2 separate regions of the Mus musculus genome follow, and region 1 is linked to region 2. A link is a loop called in an ENCODE intact Hi-C map of the cell type or tissue named here. Cell type or tissue: heart. All regions are shown on one strand. Region 1 has its middle 89 kb from the start of Dock9. Region 2 holds the start of Ipo5 (importin 5).

Region 1 (5,000 bases), 880 kb before region 2:
TGGCGGCTAAGGTACCCTTAGGAGGCACCCCTCCCATTGATCACTGACTGGGCTCTTGGTGGTCGCATCAGCTTCCAGGAATGCCCCAGGTCCTCCACACCTGAACTCAGTCGTCCTCTCCACCAAGATGAACTGTCTTCTCCTTTTCCTTTGTGCTGATCAGCATGGCTTTATGCTTATTTGTGTATAAATTTAATAATCTCTTTGTCCCACTGTCTGTTGGCTCACTGTGTTTCCCTAGTGCCTGTGTACATACATACACACACAGCAAACTATGTGTCTCTGTTTGTGTTTGTATGTGTGTGTTTGTGTGTAGTGTGTGTGTGTGTATGAGTATGTGTATGTATGTGTGTCTCTGTGTGTATATATATATGTGTGTGTGTGTGTGTGTGTGTGTCTGTGTGTATATATGTGTGTGTCTCTGTGCGTAAGTTTGTGTGTAGTGTGTGTGGTGTGTGTATGTGTATGTATGAGTATGTGTATGTGTGTGTCTGTGTGTATGTTTGTGTGTAATGTATATGTGTGTCTCTGTCTCTGTATGTGTGTGTTTGTGTGTAGTGTATGTGTGTGTCTATATGTGTGTGTTTGTAGTGTATGTAGATGTATATGTATGTGTGTGTCTGCATGTACATGTGTTTGTGTATATATGTGTGTATATGTATATGTATGTGTGTGTTTGTGCATAGTGTGTGGTGTGTGTATGTAAACGTTTTTGTTTGAGACAAGATCCTGCTCTGTAGCCCAGCCTTGGCCTGGTACCCACTGTAGTCTAGGCTGGCCTCAAGCTCAAAGGCCATGCTCCTGTCTTAGCCTCTTGAGTATTGGGATTATGGGCGTGAGCTACCATGTCCCTCATCGAATTAACGAAACACTGAAGATGAACACACCTGCCAGGTCTCTTTTCCCCCTCAGTCCCCGAGTCCTCCATGTTCCCTTCCTTGTGCCCTTTCTATTGGCCTCGTGGTACTTTACCCTGGTGTCAGACCTCTGTCTCTAGTTCTCACCCAGCATGCTGGTTTCTTGTTGCCACAGTGTCTGATGGATACATACTGTAAGACTGACACTGTGTCTGCTTTACTTTAGGAAATGCAGGTCAGATTTGAACTCTTTCCTGCTAGGATTTTCAAGGAGCCACACATCTGAATACAAAGAGCCCCCAAATGTGACTGTGCAACTAGGTGTTTAGGAACTCATTTTTCTAAAAACAGAACAAAGCTCAAATATCACCAGTTAAAAGCCAGGCATGGTGGTACATGCCTGTAGTCCAAGCTGTGATGACGCTGAGGCAGGAGGATTGCCGAAAGCTGAGGTCCGCTTAACCATTGGCAATGTTGCACTCTCATTGAACAAGATGAATTTCACAGACCAGGATGGCAACTGCTTCTCTTTAATGCTTTGATTAGTTATTATTTTCATCTTTTCTGACTTTTTGTTTTTGTTTTTTGCCCCTATTCGTAGCTTGAATCATCCCACATTAAGGGCACGTCTGATCTGATCAGATTTGAATGGTCTTAGTACAGGCTGACCTCCCTTTTTTGTTGACAGGGATAAACGAAACGTAGCTATCATATGGGCCGAGGCTGCTTCCTAGTTTACTGATTGCTGATCTGAGAGTGAAGGCCAGGGTGAAGGCAGGGCTTCCTGGGATCTCATTTGACTTTCTTGGGGTGTATCCTAAAACTCTGTGCTTAGTTTGACATACTGTATTTTAAAAAATTAGAACAAAGGTTTGTCTTACTTTATGTGAATGAGTGTCCACGTATATGTAAGTGTACCATGTGAGTGTCTGATGCCGGAACAGGTCAGGAGAACACATCTGATCTTCTGGAGCTGGGGTCACAGCAGGTCTTGAATCGCTACGTCTGTGCCGGGAACTGGACTTGGGACTCTGCAAGTAAGCACTCTTAGCCACTGAGCCATCTTTCCAGCCCCTAGAAATTCTGCCTTGTCAGAGGATGCATGTTCAGTCATGTGGATCTAGAAATGTTCTAACGAAGGATGTTTACCGTGTTAAAAACAGGTTACGGCAGTCTGTGCACGAAACGACTTACTTGGAAAAAGAATAGGCAACATCTTGCCCGGGACAGCACTTGACGAGCTCACAGATGCAGTGGCCGTTGTCTTTGCTGCAGGACTAGATTAAAGGTCAGGTGCATGTTCCCTGCGTTCCACAACACCCGTGTGTAGCTGGTAATGCACCGTTTCCTGATTCTAGAGCAGTGCTCCGGTCCTGGCTGGCAGTGGCTGGATGGTAGGGCTTGGGCTCAGGGGGCTCCAACCACCTCCTCCATTCCCACTTTTTGTTTCTTCATCCGGAGAATGGACACCCACATAGCACTTATCCAAGAGATCTTTGTCAAGAGTGGAGCAGCTGCATATTAAGCACTTAGCATATTAGCACTCTAGTGGGGCTTGGCACACGGAAGTGCCACAAATGCTTGCTGCTGTTGGTCCAGAGGACCAGATAAAGGAGAACCATGTGACCCTTAAGCACCCTGCTCGTGCGGAGCAATTCCTGGTGCGCATTTTCAATACTGAGTAAGGGCGCTGTTGGAGGACACGTAGCCGTAGCCGCGTGAGCTGTCAGCTGCAAGAAGGGAAACAGGAAAAGGCAGGAATGCGGTTTTTTGCGTGCCTGAAGATTCTCAGGTGTTCTGCTTTCACAAGTTAATAATCCATCAAGGATGCGTATCTTGGTGCCTATGCAGATGTGCGTGGTAATGTGTTCCTGAGGTGAGGCCACATGTGTATTTTGGTGCAAAATATTGTCAGCCCTGCCTGGGGAAGCTGCTCAGCTGGTAAAGTGTTTGCCGTGCAAGCTTGAGGACCTGAATGGTGGTGTGCAGTGGTGCCTGCTTGCAGTCCCTTCCCTGAGGAGGTGGAGACAAGATCTCTGTGGCTCACTGGCCAGACAGAAGACTAACTGGTGAGTTTCATGTCCCAGGGAGAGACATTCCTTGGAATAGAAGGCAGATGGATTCTAAGGAGTGACATTAAGGTTGTCTTTTGTCTTCCACAAGCACCTGTGCACCTTGATAGCACATGCACACGTGTGCACACATACGCACACACATACACCCTGACAACCAGCTAAGAACCTAGCATTCACTGCTTTTTTTTTTTTTTTGGTTTTCGAGACAGGGTTTCTCTGTGTATGTAGCCTTGGTTGTCCTGGAACTCACTCTGTAGACCAGGCTGGCCTCGAACTCAGAAATCCGCCTGTCTCTGCCTCCCAAGTGCTGGGATTAAAGGCGTGAACCACCACTGCCCAGCGCATTCACTACTTAGAAAAGAGGCTCGTGTGAAACCATGACGTTTCGTGTTTGATAGTTTCATAATGTCTATACCCCACTCCTCCCCCAAAAATCAAAACCAAAACTCATCTTGTCTGAGCCTCTGGAATGTATGGATGATTTTAATTATCTGTTTTTTGAAATTATTTTTATTTTGTTTCCTTTTTTAATTGGGAAAATTGAAGAACAGGGAACACAGCTAAAATTTATGTTTTTCTTTTTAGCAGAATGGTTAGACTGTCTGTATCTGTATATTTTTTATGTGTATTTTTTCCTTTTCTTTCCTTTCTTCTTCTTCTTCTTTCTTCTTCTTTCTTTCTTCTTCTTCTTCTTTCTTTCTTCTTTCTTCCTTCTTCTTCCTCCTCCTCGTCCTCCTCGTCCTTGTCCTCCTCCTCCTCCTCCTCCTCCTCCTCCTTCTTCTTTTTCTTCTTTTCAGATGGTGAACACTGTTGTTCAGCTGGCCTTGAACTCACTATATAGCTCAGATGGGCCTCAACTTGGAGACAGTCCCCTGTCTCAGGCTTCTGGGTCCTGAAATTACAAGATACCAATTCTAGATCAGAATTCTGTGAGAGTTCTTCAGTGCTGAACATGAATCTTCTGGAAAGCACCTAGAATTCCCTGGGCTGAGAGAAATGTGTGGGATGGAGATATAAGCTTACTTTTTGTAGATGGAAGGTCACTTAGAGAGGTTATCAGGTCTAGCTTCCTCATTTTAGAGGCAGGTGGGGTCTATCTCGGCTCATAGCTAGTAGTGTTAGAGGCAAAAACAGAGTCTGCTTTATGGACTCCTGGTCCAGTCTCTGAGGCTCATTTTTACTTAGGCTTTTACTAAGTAAAAGAGAGGTCTCCATTAATGTGGTAAAAGAATGTTGACTTTTTTCCCCTAGGAAATGTATTCTATATGATTTTATTTCTTGTGAGTCTGAAGATTGTATATGTCAGAATTCTTTAAAATTCCCAGAATTCCATAGAGACGATTCTGTGAAAAACCAATGAAGAGCGTGATTAGAATTTTTGGGTAGCAGGTTTCTCTCTGTCTGTCTCTGTCTCTTTGTCTGTCTGTCTGTCTCTGCGTGAGTGTTTGTCTCTTGTGGGCATGTTTCTCTTTGTCTGTCTGTCTCTGTATATGTGTCTGTCTGTCTCTGCTCAAGTGTTTGTCTCTTTGTGTGCATATGTCTGTCTCTGTGTGTATGTGTCTGTCTTTCTGTGTATATGTGTCTGCCTGTCTCTGTGTGTGTCTGCCTTTCTCTGTCTGTCTCTCTCTGTGTGGGTGCCGTGGTACACAGAGAGGTTAGAGGACAGCCTCCGGGAGTTGCTTTCTCCTTCCACTGTGTGTCCTGGGCATCAGATTCAGGTTGTAAGACTTGGTAGCAAGCATTGCTACCCATTTGAGTCTCACTGGCCCAGATATCAAGTTTTTAAAGGGGCTTTATTGGTTCACCACTAACCACACAGAAGGCCAGAGGTTTTCCTGGAGGAGTTAATAGGCTGTCTAGCCTGAGCAGACATGCTGCTGCTGCGATTTCTGTCATGTGTGTGAGGTGCCTTGAGAGAGGAAGGCTTGCCAGTAGGAGGTTTTTGAATCAGGACCCATCACACTTGATAAAGGCCCTTCAAGGCTAAAGGTTTAGTGCCGGAGCAGGAGTGTTTGAAGGCAAGCCTGCATGCTCTGAGGTAGAGGGATGGACAGGATGGGTTCCGTTG
Region 2 (5,000 bases):
TAAAAAAATTACCTCGAGTTTGCACAAAGTATCAAAATGTTTAGGCATCATCATATCCTAAGTGGAAACTGTTGCAAGTTTACTTTTACGCATACTTTTACATACATATACTACCTTCGTCCAGACAAGTATACACGTTATTTCTATGTGCAGTACTCTTGGACCGCACTAAAAGTATCGGATTACTCACTCACAGGGAGATGCACCTATCTATATAATGTATGGTCTTCTGGGTGACAATGTGAAAGAAACTGAGGGAAAATTCAATTTGCAGAACTATGTATACTATAAATCCACCCAGGTAACATAATGTATACACGAATGCTTTTAAAGATACGTTTTCAAGGAAGGCTCATGAAATAAACGTGGAGAGTGGATTAAGAATTGTACCCTTTGAATTTCCCCCTATACACTGCATATTACTTGAATAAGGCGGGCATGGGAACTGGTGCGCTCAGGAAACTTGGCTGGGGGACTGCCACAGGTTTGAAGGGCCTGTGTAAACTAGAGAGCCAAACATCGCTATCTCCCCTCCCCCCAAAATTAAAAGCACCATTAAGAAGGACATAGTTTAAAGCACCATTTCACACAGAAGTTAAGTCTCCAACTTCTTTACTTACTAAAATCTAAGTGTGGCCAGATTATCCATTCTACTCAAAGCGAAATTAGCAACTGTTTTAAAAGACAGCTCCCAACTTTAGGTCGGTAAGTACAAGACATGTCAACGTCACTAGCTATATATAAAAGACATCTTTGCTTTGTAAGTAAAGCTATTCACACATCCTCAGAGTCTCCTAAAAAACTTCAGACCCATGGGTCGTAAGGAGCTCCACGTATCAACTTTCCTAGAAATTACCTCACAAAAATCTGAGCTTCAACACTAACAATGTATCTTCCGTCTTCTAGTGAGCTAATAATATTATTGCTAGCTTGCAAATGGGCTTATAACTGTATCTGAAATGGAACCCTTGATCTAAGACTGATTGAGAACGATCTGTGTTATATGAAAAAGAGATGGCACTGGCCCAGTTAGACAGCCACAGCCCCCAGTATATCCCGTTTATAAGCCCAAATCTCTAGAGATCAAACAAGATTCGAAGGAAGAAGAGCAGAGCGAGGTGGTCAAGCAGGGATCCCTCAAAGGCAACTTCACACGATCTTGAAGGGACCGGCGTGTGCAGTTCCTTTTAGAAACCAGAAAGGGGCTCGGGGGAAAGACGCCGTAAGGCAGCGACAGGCAGGACACGCGTTCTCCCTGAGCTGGGATGGGGAAGGGAGCGGCTGGGGTGGTGGGGGAAGCGGGACGGGTCAGGAGCTGCCGGGGTCTGGCCGCCCGCGAGGGCTGGCGGGCCACGCGGGGAGGGAGAGCAGGGCTGGGGTGCAGGGCCCGCGGGCGGGGCGCGTCAGGCGCGGTGGCACGTGTGCGCGGGTCGGCGGCGAGGCAACCGGCGCCGCCGCCGCTGCACGGGCCGGAAGGGCCGGGGCCGGGCGGGAGGCGCGCACGTGGGCTGCGGGGCCGCTGTCCGCCAGCCGGGCCGACCCGCGCCGCTCGGCCGGCCGGCCGACGAGCGCCCAGGGCCAGCCGGCCGGCCGCGGAGGAGAAGGATCGGCGCGCCGGGGCCGCCGATTCGCTTACCTCCGCCTGTTTCCGGACCACATTGTCGGGGCTGAGCAGGTTTCCCAGGAGCAGGTAGAACTGTTGCTGCTCCGCCGCGGCCGCCGCCATTGCGCTAGGCGTGAGAGAGAGAAGGAGGGAGCTGTGAGGCGCGCTGGCGGGCCGGCGGGAGGGTTGGGGGCGGGCCCAGCGCGGCGACCGGCACCAGCGGCGGCGCGGGGATGAGGGGCCGGGCGAGAAGGGCGGGGCCGAGGGGGCCGAGGGAGGACGGGGCGGGGCCTCGCGCCCTCTCACCCGGCCGCGGCCGCCGACGCCGGCGTCCCATTGGCTCGCGGCGCGGGGGGCGTGCCCGAGGCCGCCCCCCCTCGAGGGCCACGCCGATTGGTCACGCACCCTGCGGTGTCGTCACTCCAGCGCGCGCCGGGAGGCGGGGCTGGCGGGCGTGTGTGGCGGCCAGAGGGCCGCTGTTAGGACGAGGTTGGGGTTCCCGGGGCGCGGGTTGGGAGGAGCCGATCCGGCTGGGCCGCCGCGAGGGGCGTGAGGCCGGGCCCGGAGGAGGGGCCAGCTCCTGAGCGCGGGAGATTTCGGCGCCGCGGGCTGGCTGGACTCCCTTTCCCTGCCGCCCGCCGCGTAGCCGCGCCTTAGGGCTTTGGGGCCCCGGGACCCCCCTCCCTAACCCCATCCCAATCCCCCCAGCAGCGAGCACACACGCATACACACACCCGCCTCTGCAGACCCCTCCATCTGTCTGGCCCTGTGGTGTCGTGTCGTCCCCCTCAGCCTGTGACTCAGGCGGTCCCTACCCTCCTCTGTCCTGTGACTCACGTCCAGGGACTGTCCCGGAAGAGGGGTTGCTCATCACGGACTCTTCCCCCCTGCACCTCTCCGTCCCGGATCAAATCACGCACGCTCCCCACCCGGGAACTGCCACCCATCCTGGTGTTTGGAGCTTCCTTGCTCTCTAAGGATGGGAGAAGTCATGAGCCACTCCCTAACGTGGTCGATCCATTGATAGTTGATGCGTGCCAGCATGGAGGGGACCAGAGGCTGCCTCCCTCTCACCTCCTAAACTCTAGTGCTTAAACACCAGCGTTGGCCCATCTTTCTATCTGGGACTGCCTAAACAGGAGAGAGCAGAGCTCAAACTGAAACACTTTGAGAATCATGTCCTATTCAGAATCATGTCTAATGTCCACAGACTCAAATGCTCATATCAAAAGAAAAAAATAATGTATGAAATGGTCCTACACTGAAAAAAAAAAAAAAACAATGTGGCCCAAGAATGAAAGAGCATCCCCAGTTGGAAACTAGTTCTACAAAATAGATGCGCTGGCCTCCAGAAAAGCAGAACGTAATCAGGGTTGCAGCTACACCTATAGAGGGGAGACCTTTCTCCACAATTCAGATTCTGTTGTAAAAATCTTGACTGGCTCTCAGCTCCCAAGTTTATCCCAGCTCCTGTTTGCCCAGACTCAGTTAAAAGCCTACTGTGTGTCCAAAGCATTGCCCAAGTTGAGGATGACAGCAGGTGAAAAGGGGGATGTATGTCTTGTGTCAAAAGGACTCGACTACTTCCTAAGGAATAGGTTTCCACAGCCTGAGGCCTGTAACTACAGCTCAGCAGCTCATGGGATTTATGTTGAAGTTTTTTATTTCTTGTTGGCAATTGTGCATTTTGAAAGTATTAAATATTTTCTCTTGGGTGATTTTAAAGGTTGGTCTTACATCATCCATGGTCAGGTCATGCAAAATCTGGCCAGAAGCCCTGGGATCACGTGGAATTGTGGGAACCAGTCCCGGTTTCTACAGTGGCATTTAGTTGATTTGTGGAGAAAGTCACCCCCTCTACTATTAGCTGCCACACTGGCGGGATTCTTTCTCTACAGGAGGCCAGCAAAGCTATTGTGTAGAACTGATTTCCTACCTTGAATTCATTCTTTGGCCACATTTGTTTTCTTCAAGGTCAGACCATTTCCGACATTAGTTTGGAGTCGATTTTTTTTTTTTTTAATTTTGATGTGTGTGTGTGTGTGTGTGTGTGTGTGTGTGTGTGTATGAGAGAGAGAGAGAAAGAGGGGTAGGACATGAATTACTCATTCAGAGTTCTTAAATTGGGGAATTACATACTAACAAATTTATTTATTTATTTATTTTTGGCTTTTCGAGACATGGTTTCTCTGTGTAGCCCTGGCTGTGCTGGAACTCACTCTGTAGACCAGGCTGGCCTTGAACTCAGAAATCCACCTGCCTCTGCCTCACAAATGCTGGGATTAAAGGCATACGCCACTGCGCCTGGGTAACCAATTTTTAATTAACTAGGTAACAGTGAAATAAGACAAATTACCTAGAGGCTTGCAAATATATATAGTCGTAGCTAAAACTATAGATTTTCCCACAAATCAGATTCTGTTATAAAAATCTTGGCTGGCTCTCGACTCCAAGTGTTTATCCCAGTGCCTTTCCCCAGACTCTGCTGAGAGCCGAATCTATACATTGCATATATGCAGGGTTGGGGGATGTAGATGAGTGGTAGAGTGTTTCCCTAGCATGCATGAGGTCCTGGGCTTGACAGCACTGCTAAGAGGAAGCCTGAAGATTCGTGCCTGTAAGCACAGCACTCAGGATGTGGAAGCAGGATGATCAGGAATTCAAGATCAAGCTCTCCCTTGGCTGCATAAAGATGAGAGCAGTCTGGGCTACATGAGGCTTTGACTAAAACAACAAACAAATATTTATGGATGATTATTAAACAATAAACACCTCAGCATAAGTTTGTGCACCAAGAGCTCTATGGGAGTAGTAGTTGTTTTATTAGTTTCTGTTTCCTTCGATTGTTTTGTGGGTCTCACTGTCTACCTCTGGATGGGCTTGAAATCACAGAGCCTCTCCTCCTCCTTCTCCCCAAGCGCTAGGATGAAAGGCGTGTGCCTATTGATGACTCAATGCGTTCAAAAGGAGATGTGCTTTTAGTTTAAAAATGTAAAATGTGCATAGAATTTTAAAGACAATGAGACATTAACATTTTATATTGACAACAAGTAGAAAGAGTATATTGGGTTAAAGTCTACTAATGAAATTAACTATGTTATATATAACATAGTTAAAATTTTTAGCTGTTTCTCTTATTAAAGTATGGCTAGTTAGAAACAAAAATAACATGTAAAAACACATATTTTACTTCTATTGGATAGTGCTTTGCTAAAGAATAAAATAAGGGGCTAACACAGTTGCACTGTATAGTTGGTCATTTAAACTAGGTATTGACTTAAAGGGATATGAATCAGTTACCTACAGTGTTTTCTGTCGCTCCCAGTTTTTGACTTGATTCTCAGGGATTTGGAGACATGGCACAGCGCTTTCTGACCGGTGTTCCTTGCTTCGGAAT

Evidence for each region. A loop is a pair of places that touch in the nucleus more often than their neighbours do. Peaks named below come from ENCODE experiments on the same cell type or tissue, not always from the same donor. Only the 100,000 strongest peaks of a DNase experiment are listed, where the experiment ranks them.
Region 1: it touches region 2 in a loop (8-fold over the local background); 2 of 42 quality-filtered maps call a loop at or near these places.

What each region holds. Positions count from the first base shown.
Region 1 is chr14:121,784,534-121,789,533 of GRCm38, reverse strand. It overlaps a transcript of Dock9 not described here. Among named protein-coding and RNA genes, the nearest start is that of Dock9, 89 kb to the right of the region's middle. In heart, no CTCF peak of the experiment used is centred here; no DNase peak of the experiment used is centred here.
Region 2 is chr14:120,907,980-120,912,979 of GRCm38, reverse strand. It overlaps Ipo5 (importin 5), which reads right to left and starts at 1,786. Exons shown (of 26, transcript NM_023579.4): 1 at 1,637-1,786. The coding sequence starts at 1,726. In heart, no CTCF peak of the experiment used is centred here; DNase peaks (open chromatin) are centred at 1,329 and 1,999; H3K4me3 peaks cover 2,855 bases; H3K27ac peaks cover 2,110 bases.